Regions from separate parts of the Homo sapiens genome. Here regions 2, 3 and 4 are each linked to region 1. The links are chromatin contacts, found by Hi-C in ENCODE. All regions are on one chromosome and are shown on one strand. Each heading gives the region's core, a stretch centred on a gene start or an enhancer-like site at or near the end of the contact. The rest is flanking DNA. Distances are from core to core; before and after follow the strand shown. Region 1 overlaps CRADD (CARD and death domain containing adaptor protein). Region 2 overlaps NTN4 (netrin 4). Region 3 overlaps FGD6 (FYVE, RhoGEF and PH domain containing 6). Region 4 holds the start of PLEKHG7 (pleckstrin homology and RhoGEF domain containing G7).

Region 1 (3,559 bases), core at 533-3,032:
GACACCTGCCTGTAATGTGATGACATGAGATATATATATGGATATATATATATATGGATATATATTTTGAACCACTGTGATTTACTAGTCTATTAAAATGCCATTACACATTTAAAAACTGAACAATTACAACAATGCAATCTTCAAGCAATTAAAAACAAAGAATTGTTGAGCCAACATGGGAGATCTGCTGAGTAATCTGGCCTTTCAAGTAATGTCTAGTGGAAACCCTGTTTTCTCCTTCCATCTGAAGATCATCAAAAATAAAAAACAAACCTACACAAAAAACCACCTGCTCTGAGTGAAAGTCAGGATTCAGCCCACATGACTCAGGGACACACTCCCCAGCGGTTGCTGGAGGCACCATCACTCCAACATGTGCAGGAGCAGCGAGGGGTCCACCTCCACAGCCCGCAGCCCGTTGTGCAGGCTCTGGAAGGTGGCCTGCTTCCCGAAGCGCTGCCGCCAACGGATGAAGGCCTCCACCACCTGCGACTGCACGTTGTGGGGGTGGTTGGCCTTACAGCGGTAGATATCCGTCTGGGACAGTCCCAGAGACAGCACCATGGGCTCCCACTCAGGGCCCAGCCTCTGGGCCAGCTGGTTAATCTGCCGGTCTGATGGGGAGCTGTTGAGGATGTGCGAGGGGATCCCAGTCAATCTGTCACCTGAGGAGGAAAAAGACACCCCGGTGAAATGAGCAAGGCAACAAACACATCATTTGGGGGCAGAAATGAGAATCGTGGGGAGAAGAAGGCAATGCTTCCAAATGGCAGAGCCAATTGGCTCTTGTCTTCTTCCTGGGGGCTGCTCTGTACAACGCCATGATTCAGGGCTTCAATGCTGTTAAGTATCTGTGAAAATGTTTTTACAGAAACTTTTTTTTTTTTTTTTTTTGAGACGGTGTTTCACTCTGTCACCCAGGCTGGAGAGCAATGGCATGATGTTGGCTCACTACAAACTCCACCTCCTGGGTTGAAGTGATTCTCCTGTTTCAGCCTCCCAAGTAGCTGGGATTACAGGCAACTGCCACCATGCCCAGCTAATTTTTGTATTTTTAGCAGAGACAGGGTTTCACCATGTTGGCCAGGCTGGTCTTGAACTCCTGACCTCAGGTGATCCACCTGCCTTGGCCTCCCAAAGTGCTAGGATTACAGGCGTGAGCCACAGCACCCTGCCTGTTACAGAAACTTTGAAAGCAACAAAATAAAAATAACTAGAAATCCCACCAGAAAAACTCATTGATAATAACTAGTCTATTTTCTTTGATATATAAAACACACATGAAGGGTTACCTCGTACATGCTGCTTTGTAACAGGCTTTTTTCACTTCTATCCCTTTTACTCAAGGCCAGGCAAGGCATTCTGGGGGAATTCAAGAATGGCTGCACAGACCCCAGCTCCCTCTGGCACTGTCTGTGGCCTTAGTGATGGGGCCTGTTCCAAGGCTGGGAATGCCCCTCCCTGCAGGAAAGGCACGTGCTAGAGGACAAAGGCTAAACCAAACAGCTACCCTCGCCGATGAGGTTGAACTTGAAATATTACCGAGAAAACGTGTAGCTGCTAACAGAAGCCAGAGCCAAGAGGGCTGCTGAGAACAAAATAAACCTAAGAGGCCATAGGGTAGCAGGAAGGGAAGAGAGCGGGGTTTGTTCATAGCAGAGGCCACAAGAGTGGAGTTACCGTTCTGGCAGAGCCCAGAAGAGGAACAGGAAGTATGAGACGGGGCAACGAGGAAATCTGACCTTACACTTCCTGAACTAGATTCTTATTTGCCTGAGGCCAGTCTGCTAAGAAGCATGACATTGAGTGAATGGTTATAAATGTGCCCAGCAAAACCAGTGAGCAGTGCCTTTGGTTATACAGAGGAGCTCCTAACTTCATTAGGGAAGGCCTTCCAGGGGAAGGAGGCTAAAGCTAAGCCCTGAACACTAGGAGGAGGAGCTGGGTGATGAAGGAGGAACAGGGCGTGGCGCATCTCGAGAAGAGAGAATTGCATGTGCAAAGGCCCAGAGGCAGGAGAATCGCAATGGAGGAAGTGAAAGGCACTCACAGCAGCCAAGTGCAGAGATTGAGACGGACTCCAAACATCCAAAGTCATTTGCTAGGTTCAGACATTTGTTTGACAGCACAGTACACTATACTCCCATCCATCAGCATCACAGGGATTCAGGTCAGTCTACTTCATGCTCATCAGTCCACTATTGTGTTTTGATTTATGATTCAATAAGAAGGCAAAGGCACCTTATTACAAGAGCTGATGTTTTCCACAGCCCATGTCTTTGGCCTCTGGGCAGCGGCCAGCACCTTAGAGATGAGTTGCAAAAATATTGTCAAGGGCTCTTTCTGGTGTTTGTCAACACTACAATTTAAAAAACAATGACTATGACGCAATTAGAATACTGATGACACTACTGATCAATAGTTGAGATTAACAGCAATGATTTTACGGCTTGTATAAAAACATAGGCTCATTAAAAAAAAAATAAAGCAACAGAAAACAGCGCAAAGAAGAAAAGAAATCATCCAATATCCCGCTATTGTGTTTACAGTTGGTGACCATCATTCTGGATATCTCTGTATGCACATACACTGGTAGAAGGCTAGATAGAGGGTAATGGGTTCATTTAAAATGATAACATATGACCTTTTCTTTCCAGTAAGAGCTATGTAATTTTGTTTGGATGTAACAGAAGAAAAAGCAGAAGTGAAACAAAATGACATTCTGACCAGCGGTTACAAGTTAACATACTTGAAAACATACACACACACAATTTAATGCACAGAAAAAAGTTACGAAAACTCAAGGGTTAACTGCATGTTTTTATAGAAATACTCTATAATTACTTTACATTTCCTCTCCACTTCCTCACACTTGATTTTTTTTCACTTACATAATTTTTATTTTGCCAGATGCCTAATAGTTATACATTTCTTTAACAATCATCCATGCCCCCTTGCCCCATTGTTTAGTCCTAAGGTGGCATTGTAATGGTTGAATGCTCACCAGTGTTTTGTTGTTGTTGCTGTTGTTACTGTTCTTCATCTGTGGCTTTTCTACTCCTGGGTCTGTTCTTCTGATTTGAGTCATTTGGGTCAATTTCATCACAGGGAGGTTTTTTTTTTTTTTTTTTTTTTTCAAGCAATGCTCATGACTGCCATAGTCTCTTGACTTCTTTCAGGTCAAGGCATCCTGCTTATTGCCTTCACTGGAATAATAACTTAATATTTAGAGAACAATTTTATATTATTTTTATCTTTTTATATTCTTAACAGTATAATATAAAATTATATTCATAATTTTAAATTATATTATTTAAATAATGTTATTTCCCTTAAAAGTTTGTAGACCTTGTTCGTACTTTATGGTAGGGGTTGCTGATGTGGAGAATTCTGATACCAACTTAGTCATCCAGTATTTTGTGTAACTTGCTTTTCCTGTCTGAGGTCTAAATACTGAAACTTTAGACCAGGGTATATGTTATCCATTCTACATCTGCACTTTCAGATATGTGGCATAACCTTCTTTTTTTCTGAGACGGAGTCTCGCTCTGTCATC
Region 2 (3,559 bases), core at 480-2,979, 1.9 Mb before region 1:
CACTACAACCTCTGCCTCTTAGGTTCAAATGATTCTCCTGCCTCAGCCACCCGAGCAGCTGGGATTACAGGTGCTCGTCACCACACCCAGCTAATTTTTGTATTTTTAGTAGAGACGGGGTTTCCCTATGTTGGCCAGGCTGGTCTCGAACTCCTGACCTCAAGTGATTCACCTTCCTCGGCCTCCCAAAGTGCTGAGATTTCATGCGTGAGCCACCGCGCCCAGCCAGTTTGTCCAGCTTTCTAATCTCAGTCATTTTTAATGAGTTGATCTAGAAAATGAAACAAATTGATGATGTTCTTCCTCACAGCATCTATGATACATGTAATAAAATACGTACCTGGGCATGTTGATTCATTCAACAAATATTGATGGCATTAATCTTGGGGTTTTGTTTGCAGTTAGGTAGCTAGTTTCCTGCCAGGTTAAGCCAAGGACTTACTGGTTCCACGAATGTTCTAGGAGATTTTTCCTCCCACTCTCCTGAGAAGCACCATGCTAAATGCTATGGTTTTATGTGTACATTTTTACTTAATGGTTATAAATTCATCAAACCTGAAGAAACGAGGCCCTGAACCAAATCTTCTAGCCAATAGATTTATTTCTTGTGAGCAATTAAATCATCCCTGTTCTCACTTCCTCTTTATTTCAACCTTAATCAGAGTCTACTGTTGGACCCAGCACAATCAACTACACATTACCATGCCAAGAAATCACTTCTGAGGATTCCAGGGATGTTGTTTGTTTTTTTAAGACTGGGGAGATCACTGAAACTGAATTTATTTCTACAGCTTAGGAAAAAAAAATTTTTGAAAGGACAGTGCATTTAAGGTCTGTAAACACAAGGGAAAACATGAATCTCTCCAGCTGAACCTAGGGCTGAGAACAGAAATGGAGGCTCAAAGTGACTCGTTGCTCAGGCACAGAAGGAAAAAGGGGAATGTAATTCTCACTGTGTACTGAGGTACTTTGAGGAATCTCATCTCTCTGTTCAAAAAGTGGATAGTCTCTTTTAGAGTAACTCACTTGAAACCTTTAAAGTCACCTATGTGACTTTGGTAACCTATAACACAGGTAGATTTTTCTATAGCAGGCATATTTTTAAAATGTGACAGCAGGGGTGGTGGCTCACACCTGTAATCTCAGCACTTTGGGAGGCCAAGTGGGCAGATCACCTGAGGTCAGGAGTTCAAGACCAGCCTAGCCAACATGGTGAAACCCTGTCTCTACTAAAAATACAAAAATTAGTTGGGAATGGTGGAGGGCGCCTGTAGTCCCAGCTACTTGGGAGGCTGAGGCAGGAGAATCACTTGAACCGAGGAGGCAGAAGTTGCAATGAGCCAAGATTGCACCACTGCACTCCAACCTGGGCAACAGAGGGAGACTCTGTCTCAAAAAAAAAAAAAAAAAGAAAGAAAGAAAGAAAAAAGAAAGGGAAGAAAAGAAAAAGAAAGAAAGAAAAAAGAGAATAACCTTCCTAGATAATTGTGTACTGGCTTTTGCGGCAGGGTTCGTGGTGGGAGGGAACCCTGACCTGATTCACACCATTTAGCAATTTCTGTGGTTGAAACATTCTCACCACGGCCAGTTTCAAACTCTCAGGTCATTTTTCATCAGGAAGTCAGACTCAGACTCTGAGTCAAAAGTAGAACGGTTTGGACAAGGTCTTGCCTCCACTTTCACAGCCCCACTTCTCTCACCTCAAGTCATTGGTTCCCAAACCTGGCTGTGGGTCAGAATCACCAGGGAGCACTTACTCAAAATGTGCAATCTTAGAGTCCTGCCCAGAATACACTGAATCAGAATCTCCAACAGGGCGTCCGGACAGAAATCTGCATTCCTTTAAAAAGCATCGTTGGTGACTCTGATTCAGCCTTTTGGCCTCTTGGCTCAGCATTTGAAAACCACTGCTTATAGCAGTCTTGTCTCTAGCATAAGCTCTCTTTAAAAAAAAATTAATTAGCTGAGCATGATGGTATGCACTTGTAGTCCCAGCAACTCAGGAGGCTCAGGCAGGAGGACCACTTGTGCCCAGGAGTTTGAGGCTGCAGTGAGCCATGATCACACCACTGCACTACACAACCAGGGTGGCAGACTGAGACCCTAAGTAAAAAAAAAAAAAAAAAAAAAAAAAAAAAAAAAAATCCTCACTTTAGAAGAATACACTGTTTGAAACAGGTGTTTAAAGAAATGCCTGTAGAACAGAATTAACTCCTTTTAGGAAACAACCAGTTAATTCCTTTACAATAAATTTATTGACTTTTATGCCAAGACACATATTTTAAACTATTACATAGTCTTTCTCCATATTAAAAGGAAAATCAGAAAATGGAAAAGAAAGCAGAATTCATTCTCTGTCAAAGTAAACAACCTCTTGAAAGATTGGCATGCCCTTCCTTCCTCCCTGATGGGCCAAAATAAATGTAGTCAATTGCCCTTTAGCACAGAGTGAATAAAAATAAACTTGGTCTCTCTGCCCTAAAACCCAAACCAAGCATTTACCAAGATAGCATCTGGTTTCATGGCTACCTACCCAAATGAACCAGCTATCTTTGTAAAGAAAGGGTTATATCATCCAGATCTTTTTTTTTTTTTCCTTCTTTCTGGCTTAGGTGAAAACTACTCAGCTGTTGGAGATGCAGGTGCTTTGGGTGGATGACTCTCTTGCCTCAGTCTCTATTGCCATTCTTCACATTCTACTCAAATAGCCCCTTCTCATGATGCTCTCAGGAAGAGTCTCTGCATTTCCGTTTGCACTGATCTCTCTTAAACAGTTATTTCATTTTACCTCCTGTATAGTGATGCTTCCATTTCAGTCTATCTTTCAAGTACAATTTTTACACTAATTAAATCCAGAATACCTTACCACAATTACACATGTAAGAAAACATAAGCACCTTTCATTTGTTTATTCTCGTGCCTGTGAACCAGTCCATTCCTTCCCAAAGGTTATTGAGGTCTCTTCAAATAGTAACTTGTGGGCTTTTTCTTTCAAATTGTAGGTTTGGCAAAGTCACGTGAGTTCATTTTATACCATATAAACAACATAGACATCCTTGTTTTATATTGAAAGCAACTGTGAATGATTCCAGCATAGAATCAATATGAAGTAACTGTTTGTGGAAACCACACTTTAAATAGAACAGTAACTTGGCAGTAATAGTTGGGAAACTTTAATCTCAGCTTTTTTTTTTTTTTTTAATCCAAGAAGTAAAACCAGAGTTTAAGAAGTGAGAGAAATAGAGAAAATAGATATGTCATAACATAATAATCATACTAAGGCAATCCTTTAAAAAGATTAAATAACACATATTGAAATTCATCAAAAAAAGAGAAGCTACGATTATTTTTTATTTTATTTTTTTTTTGAGGCAGAGTCTCACTCTATCGCACAGGCTGGAGTGCAGTGTCATGAACATGGCTCATTGCAGCCTCAAACTCCTGGGCTCAAGCAATTCTCCTGCCTCAGCCTTCTGAGTAGCTGGGACTACAGGCATGTGCCATCATGCCCAGCTAATTTTTTAATTTTTTATTTTTAGTATAGACAGGGTCTCACTAT
Region 3 (3,559 bases), core at 601-3,100, 1.3 Mb before region 1:
AGGGCCATTGGACAACTTCAGCTCATTGATATGGTTTTCAGTAGGATGAGTCGGCTCAAATTGTTGTGCTTTCTTCCAGGTCAGAAAACCTACCCAAGAAGCCTATCAGAATGAATTAAAGATTGAAAGTGTAGAACGTTCCTTCATTCTCTCAGCCAGGTAAATTTTTTCTTCTTCTTTTTTTTTTTTTTTTTCTCATTCTGAGTCTGCTTGCTAGGGAATGTCAGGAAAATTTTGGTTTTTGGTTTTTTTTGAGACAGCATCTCACTCTGTCACCCAGGCTGGAATGCAGTGGCACAATCACGGCTCACTGCAGCCTCCACCTCCATGGCCCAAGCAGTTCTCCCACCTCAGCCTCTTGAGTAGCTGGGACCACAGGCATGCACTACCATACCCGGCTAACTTTAAAAATATTTTTTTGTATGCCAGGTGTGGTAGCTCACCCCTGTAATACCAGGACTTCGGGAGGCTGAGCTGGGCAGATCACTTGAGGTCAGGAGTTTGAGACCAGCCTAGCTAACATGAACATGATTAAACCCCATCTCTACTAACAATACAAAAATTAGCCAAGTATGGTGGCAGGCACCTGTAGTCCCAGCTACTCAGGAGGCTGAGGCAGGAGAATTGCTTGAACCCAGGAGGCGGAGGTTGCAGTGAGCGAAGATCCCACCACTGCACTCCAGCCTAGGTGACAGAGAGAGATTCTGTCTCAAAAAAAAAAATTTTTTTTTTAGAGATGGGGTCTCCATATGTTCCCCAGGCTGATCTTGAACTCCTGAGCTCATGCAATCTTCCCACCTTAGCTTCCCAAAGTGCTGAGATTACAGGTGTGAGTCACTGTGCCGGCCTATTTTTAAGAATACATAAACATAGATTTTTGTGAGTATAACAGGGAAAGATATTGCCAACACTTTTTGCACTTAGGTTAGCTACTGACTTTTTGTTCTTCTTTTTCTTCTTTCCCAATACCGTGCAGTTTTACTCTTGATTTACCATGCAAGGAAGTGGCTGAGAGCAGAGGCAACAGTATGCTAGAAGCACAGAGATTAAAATGTTCTTCTGAATAGAATAACAATGGTGAAAGTGCTTTGCTGATCATTTTTTAAGTGGCTATTTCAAATTGTTTTTAAGAACAACTAGTGCTTTATAGGTTATTAGGAAATTTGTAGGTGTCACTTAAAGGTTCTAACAAACCTATGAGGTAGGTGTAATCTCCTTCTAAAAATTAGGAAACTAAATTACAGAAAAATGGAGTTGCTGTCTTACGGATACATATTTGACACAGCCAGGATGCAAATCGAAGTCTTTTGCTTTTAAGTCCATTGTTATGGGCTGGGTGCAGTAGCTTACGCCTGTAATCAAGCACTTTGGGAGGCCAAGGCGGGTGGATCACCTGAGGTCAGGAGTTTGAGACCAGCCTGGCCAACATGGTGAAACCCCATCTCTACTAAAAATACAAAAAAATTAGCCAGACATGGTGGCATGTGCCTATGATCCCAGCTACTTGGGAGGCTGAGGCAGGAGAATCACTTGAACCTGGGTGGTGGAGGTTGCAGTGAACCGAGATCACTCCACTGCACTCCAGCCTGGGTGATAGAGCAAGACTCCATCTCAGAAAGAATGGAGGGAGGGCGGGAAAAGAAATCCATTATTATTTATGATACCACCTTGCCCCAGACCGGAACCTGCAGTGACTTAATATGTTGCCATAATGTAATTCAAGTGCTGAGGAAACCTGAAACTCTATGACTCATAAAAATACATTACTGAGTTACTGACTGAGTGGCGGAAGTGGGTATTTGGGAAGGTTTGACTGGTGAAGGGAGAGATGCCAATAGTCATAGCATGCTCCACTGCACAATCTAAATAATGAGACACTGTCTTCTCAGACCTAACCTTTGATCTAATAAAAATAGAAGCAAACGCTTTTGTAACACTTACTGTATGCCAGGCACCATCATAAAGACTTTATGTGTAGTACTTCGTTTCATCTTCACAGCAACCTGTAAGGCAAGTTGTCGTTATTATACCCATTCTATGCTGAGAAAAGCCACTCAGCTATACTAGCAGAGCCAGGATTTGAAACCAGGCAGTCTGTTTCCAATTGTCCATACCACTGAAATCAACTAGGATCTTAGGAGCAGGTGGAGTAGTGGCCAGAATCATTTATTACTCTGCATCAGTCACAGTGCTCATGTTTCGTTTTATATTTATTTTCTCTTTTAAGTTCTATGATAACTTTGTGGGGTGGATATTATCTTGATCTTCCAGATTAGAAAAATGGAGGCTCAGAGAGGTTCAATAACACATCTAAGGTTACACGAGTAGTAAGCAGTGGAGCTGTGATTTGAACCTAGGTGTTTCTGACAACCTTTATAATTTTGCTTACGTCCATGAATGTCAAGGACTCAAACCAAATGTCTGACTTCCCAAAATCAGAGGACCACAAGAGTCATCCTGGGGTGTGCTACTCCTCTGAAATGCAATGGCTACTGCTGCCTGACATACAGGATGACAGGAGAAGACAAATACCTGTGTCTAGGGTTTGTCAAATGCTTCGCAGCTAGCAGTCAGAACAAGCAAATTTCTTGGGGGTACCTGAAGCATCCACCAGATACCAATATTTAGAGAGTGCAGGTAAACTCTCAATCACTTAGCATTGTGACTTTTTCTTTTCTTTTCCTTTATTGTTGTTGTGTTTTTTTTTTTTTTTTTTTTTTTTGAGAAAGGGTCTCGCTCTGTCACCCAGGCTGGAGTGCAGTGGCACGATCTCGGCTGACTGCAGCCCCCGCCTCCCGGCTTCAAGCGATCCTTGTGCCTCAGCCTCCCAAGAAGCTGGGACTACAGGCATGCGCCACCATGCCCAGCTAAGTTTTTAATTTTTAGTAGAGACAGGGTTTCACCATGTTGCCCAGGCTGGTCTTAAACTCCTGACCTCAAGTGATCCACCCACCTCACCCTCCCAAAGTGCTGGGATTACAGGCGTGAGTCACCACGTCTGGCCATCTTTTTTAATTTTAAGATAGAGATGACCTTTCACCATATTGGCCAGGCTGGTCTTGAACTCCTGACCTCAGGTGATCCACCCCCACTCAGCCTCCCAAAGTGCTACAGGCAGGATTGTGTTCAGCCCTTTTTTCGTTTTTGAGGGATAGAGGAGTTTGAACAAAAGTTCAGAGAACAAGGCCGGTGCTAAGTGGCTCATGCCTGTAATCCCAGCACTTTGGGAGGCCGAGGCGGGTGGATCACAAAATCAGGAGATCGAGACCATCCTGGCCAACGTGGGGAAACCCCGTCTCTACTAAAAATACAAAAATTAGCCGGGTGTGGTGGCGCTTATCTGTAGTCCCAGCTACTCGGGAGACTGAGGCAGGAGAATTGCTTGAACCCAGGAAGTGGAGGTTGCAGTGAGCCGAGATCGCACCACTGCACTCCAACCTGGCAACAGAGTGAGGCTCCATCTCAAAAAAAAAAAAAAAAAAAAGAAAGTTCAAAGAACATTAAGACCATGTATATCATGTTCCCAGTGAGTGCTTGAGCTTGGTTCTTAAAATCAAGA
Region 4 (3,559 bases), core at 780-3,279, 1.1 Mb after region 1:
GTTAGATCTATTCCTATCAGTAGAGGAGGAGCTCAATGTTATGACATTGTCATGACAATGTTGTGACTTGACATTGATTTTGGGGACTTTGTGGTCTCTTATTTTACTCCCTGACTCTTACCTTGTTTAAGGTCAAGTAAGTCCAGGCACAGAGGCTCATGCCTGTAATCCGAGCACTTTGGGAGGCAAAGGCGGGAGGATCCCTTGAGCCTAGAAGTTCAAGACCAGCCTGGGCAACATAGTGAGACCCCATCTCTATAAAAACCTTTTTAAAATGCCAAATGAAACTAACAGGTACTGGATTTCAGACTGGTGAGTTGTTTGAGGAACAACTTAGATGCAAACTAACGTCAATTCAACTCTTATTCACAAAAGAAATCTAAAATTCTTAATGTTGTGTTTGCTTTATTTTGAGCTGAGGACTCAATTGTTATAGAACTTCACATGTAGAACTAAAACCCATGAGGTACCCTTTTTTGCAGAGTGGAGGAAAGAGGGCAATGCCAGTTTAGGAAACTTATGTTCAGTTAAGGTGAGATTGTACTAGTTTTGGTTTTAGATTGGTAATTCCTGGAGGCTGCTCTGAAGGTTGATACCAACATTGCTGGAGAGGTATGAAATGGTCCCTCCCTACCATTGATAAAATAAGGTACATTGTTGCTACATGGAGAGGCCAGTTCCTCATTCTCCCAACAAACAAATGCTGAGCTGAGCATCAAATCTATAGGTACTTTCTTTCTTTTTTTTTTTCTTTTTAGAGATGGAGTCTGGCTCTGTCGCCCAGGCTGAGTGCAGAGGTGTGATCATATCGCACTGTAACCTCAAACTCCTAGCCTCACAGAATCCTCATGCTGCAGTGCTCCTGAGTAGTTGGGGCTATGGATGCTTACCACCCCACCCAGCTAATTTTGAATCAATAGGTACTTTCACACATACATACAATCAGGGCCGTTCTATTATTTTTCTCCTTTAGAAGACTGTCCAAGTTCTAGGCAGCAACAATGTTAAAGGAATTCAGTATATTTGCATAGGCACTTGCATAATAGTTAGATCAGATTTCTTAGTCTTTGGGTTTCCCCTCTGTCCTTCTGGCCTTTTCCTCTCCTCTTTTGAGGGGTTAGGATACGGCTTTGGGTTTCCTTTGTAGTCGTTCAGACACAGGGGTGTAGCTGCTGGTAGGAAGTTATTTATGGCCAATAGGATTCACATCGGTAAGAATTATTTATTAGCCACTGTCTTAAATATTGGAACCAAGGCAATAGTAACTGCCGACATGATGCACTGCGGAAATGGAGAAACTTTAAAAACAGCAGGGCTTAGGGAGGTGGTTTGCAGAAAGGCAGGAAGAGCTCAAGCACCAGAAGAAATGGGTCTGGTTTCTCTTCCAGTATCACCGCCAATTGGCTGTGTGACCTAGGACAAGCCACTTCTCCTCTGCCAACTGCCATGCAGCATTTACCAAGAGGACATCAAAGAACCTCCCTCACAGGCCTGTTGCAGAAATTAAATGAGATAATGGCTAAGGCTCCTGGGAAGCTTTCCCTAAATGACTACACCCAGTGGATCTGGTAGAATCAAAAGTTAACAAGTCAATCCATTCATGCTAACTCTTCTTTATGTTTAAAAGAGGAAATTAATACATGGTCACCATAAAGAAAATTCACCAACCTTTGACCTTCCAAGCTTTGAGAATCCAGCAAACACCCACCCACACTGTTGGGGAAGCCATCTCACTGTACTAGAAATGAAACCATTGCAGGTTAATGATTCACTAATTCTAATGAGACCTGGAGAGATCAGCAAAACAAGCGAAACTGATAGCAATAGGACAAAAGGAAAGTGCAAGAGAGAAACCCAGAAAGCAGCTGAATGTTGCCTTTAATACCTGTAAGATGGTCTGTCCCTGAAGGCAACTGCACCCAGGTGGGTCCCGAGGCTCCTCAGAACCCGCAGATCCAGAGTGAGCTGCCAGGCGAGGGCTCGGAGCAACAAGTTCCACACCTGTAACAATGCGTCCTCCTGGCTGAGTGAAAGCAACCTTGCTACCAGCTGCAATGAGGAACTGGTCTCTCCCCTCCTTAGAGACATTTCCAGTTATTTGTTTATGAAAAAGCCTAAAGGGAAGCCAGCTCAGAATCTAAGGCAGCCTAAGAACAAGTCAGGTAAACAACGGCTGATCAAATACAGAAATGATGCAAATGTAACTTTTTACTTCCTCTTGAGGCATTCAACAAATCATCACTCATAGTTCAGTGAAGCAGTTCTAGGTTTCTATTTCATTTATTTTCTCTAAGGTTGTGAGATGCATTCTTTGGGACTCTACTTTCTTCACATCATAAAACATTTTGTGTTGATCTATTTTATTAATGACTTGCTTTGATAAGCATTGAATAGTAGAGGAAATGATTAGAGCACCAGGGAGTGAATTTGTGAACATTAGTTTTCAAATAATTAAAATGCAAATGGAAGAGCATTTATATCTACCAGTATTCTCATTAGATCAGTACCCCAAAGAATATTTATTTGATGCCTAGGTGGAGATAATGCATATGTATGCAGCATTAAACAAAAATGTCTATAGACTTTCCCAAAACAAAGTTGAAGTAATTCTAATGAAGTCTAATTCACTGAAGTTTTCATTGATTGGACTCATTACAGATACTTACTGTGAAGGTTCCCTGAGGTCGGTAGTTCTTAAAGTAGGGTCCCTGGACCAGCAGTATCACTATGACTTGAGAACTTGTTAGAAAGGAAAAATCTTCCCCCTCCATGCTCTCCAACCCCTGGAACTCTGGGATGGGGTCAGAAGTCCGTGGTTTTTTTTTGAGACAGGGTCTCACTCTGTCACTCAGGCTGGAGTGCAGTGGCACGATCTCAGCTCACTGCAACCTCCACCTCCTGGGTTCAAGCGATTCTCCTACCTCAGCTTCCTGTGTAGCTGAGATTACAGGTGCACACCACCAGGGCCCGGCTAACTTTTGTATTTTTAGTACAGACGGGGTTTCACCATATTGGCCAGGCTGTCCGAACTCCTGACCTCAGGTGGTCCACCCACTTCGGCCTCCCAAAGTGCTGGGATTACAGGTGTGAGCCACTGTGCCCAGCCAGAAGTCTGTGTTTAACAAGACTTCCAGGTGATTCTTACATGGGTTAAAATTTGAGAACCACTGCCCTTAGAGGAAAAGAAAAAAAGGTCTAACTTATAGATGTTGGCCTTGTGATAAACTTTATATTAGTCTTTAATTCTCTCATATTGATCTTACTAGAACATCATTTACTTAGAACTTTGAAAAATGACTTGATCTCCTGCCCTCACCACCATTGCCAACATTACCATGACTCAACCAAAAGCAGGATATCAAAAAATATTTTGCCTGCATGGAGCCTGCATAAACAGTTCTGAGCTCCTGCCAAGGATGTCTAGAAGTGAATTGCTTCAATTTGGGAAGGAAAAAAATGAATAAAGTCTTTTAGCTTTTAGTTTGTGGAAGGAAGGTCATACTCTTTTCTACCAATCCCCTCACGCACATGGGATTGTAAAGCTGTCTCTCCTAGGGGA

What was found. A loop is a pair of places that touch in the nucleus more often than their neighbours do. Pooled maps may share reads with other maps.
Region 2: a pooled map shows a loop between it and region 1 (18-fold over the local background). The contact joins two enhancer-like sites. A Hi-C loop is called at or near these places in 2 of 37 single-sample maps with no recorded cell type and 4 of 50 pooled maps.
Region 3: a loop to region 1 is called in a pooled map, with 12 times the contacts of the local background. The contact joins two enhancer-like sites. A Hi-C loop is called at or near these places in 2 of 37 single-sample maps with no recorded cell type and 2 of 50 pooled maps.
Region 4: a map with no recorded cell type shows a loop between it and region 1 (11-fold over the local background). The contact joins the promoter of PLEKHG7 here to the enhancer-like site in region 1. A Hi-C loop is called at or near these places in 2 of 37 single-sample maps with no recorded cell type and 4 of 50 pooled maps.

Annotation. Positions count from the first base shown.
Region 1 is chr12:93,847,079-93,850,637 of GRCh38, reverse strand. It overlaps CRADD (CARD and death domain containing adaptor protein), which reads right to left. Exons shown (of 3, transcript NM_003805.5): 3 at 1-668. The coding sequence ends at 367. Among named protein-coding and RNA genes, the nearest start is that of CRADD-AS1, 110 kb to the right of the region's middle. RefSeq lists an enhancer at 1,579-1,678 and a silencer at 2,595-2,644. Within about 2 kb of position 1,782, at least 11 of the 41 ENCODE cell types and tissues checked have a DNase peak (open chromatin) inside an H3K27ac peak, as active enhancers do.
Region 2 is chr12:95,698,666-95,702,224 of GRCh38, reverse strand. The region is part of intron 5 of NTN4 (netrin 4); the gene reads left to right. Among named protein-coding and RNA genes, the nearest start is that of NTN4, 90 kb to the left of the region's middle. RefSeq lists enhancers at 1,734-1,783, 1,834-1,903. Within about 2 kb of position 1,729, at least 6 of the 41 ENCODE cell types and tissues checked have a DNase peak (open chromatin) inside an H3K27ac peak, as active enhancers do.
Region 3 is chr12:95,101,607-95,105,165 of GRCh38, reverse strand. It overlaps FGD6 (FYVE, RhoGEF and PH domain containing 6), which reads left to right. Exons shown (of 21, transcript NM_018351.4): 14 at 80-159. Among named protein-coding and RNA genes, the nearest start is that of NR2C1, 30 kb to the right of the region's middle. Within about 2 kb of position 1,850, at least 4 of the 41 ENCODE cell types and tissues checked have a DNase peak (open chromatin) inside an H3K27ac peak, as active enhancers do.
Region 4 is chr12:92,701,459-92,705,017 of GRCh38, reverse strand. PLEKHG7 (pleckstrin homology and RhoGEF domain containing G7) reads right to left here and starts at 2,029. Exons shown (of 17, transcript NM_001377329.1): 1 at 1,886-2,029. RefSeq lists an enhancer at 1,829-1,888.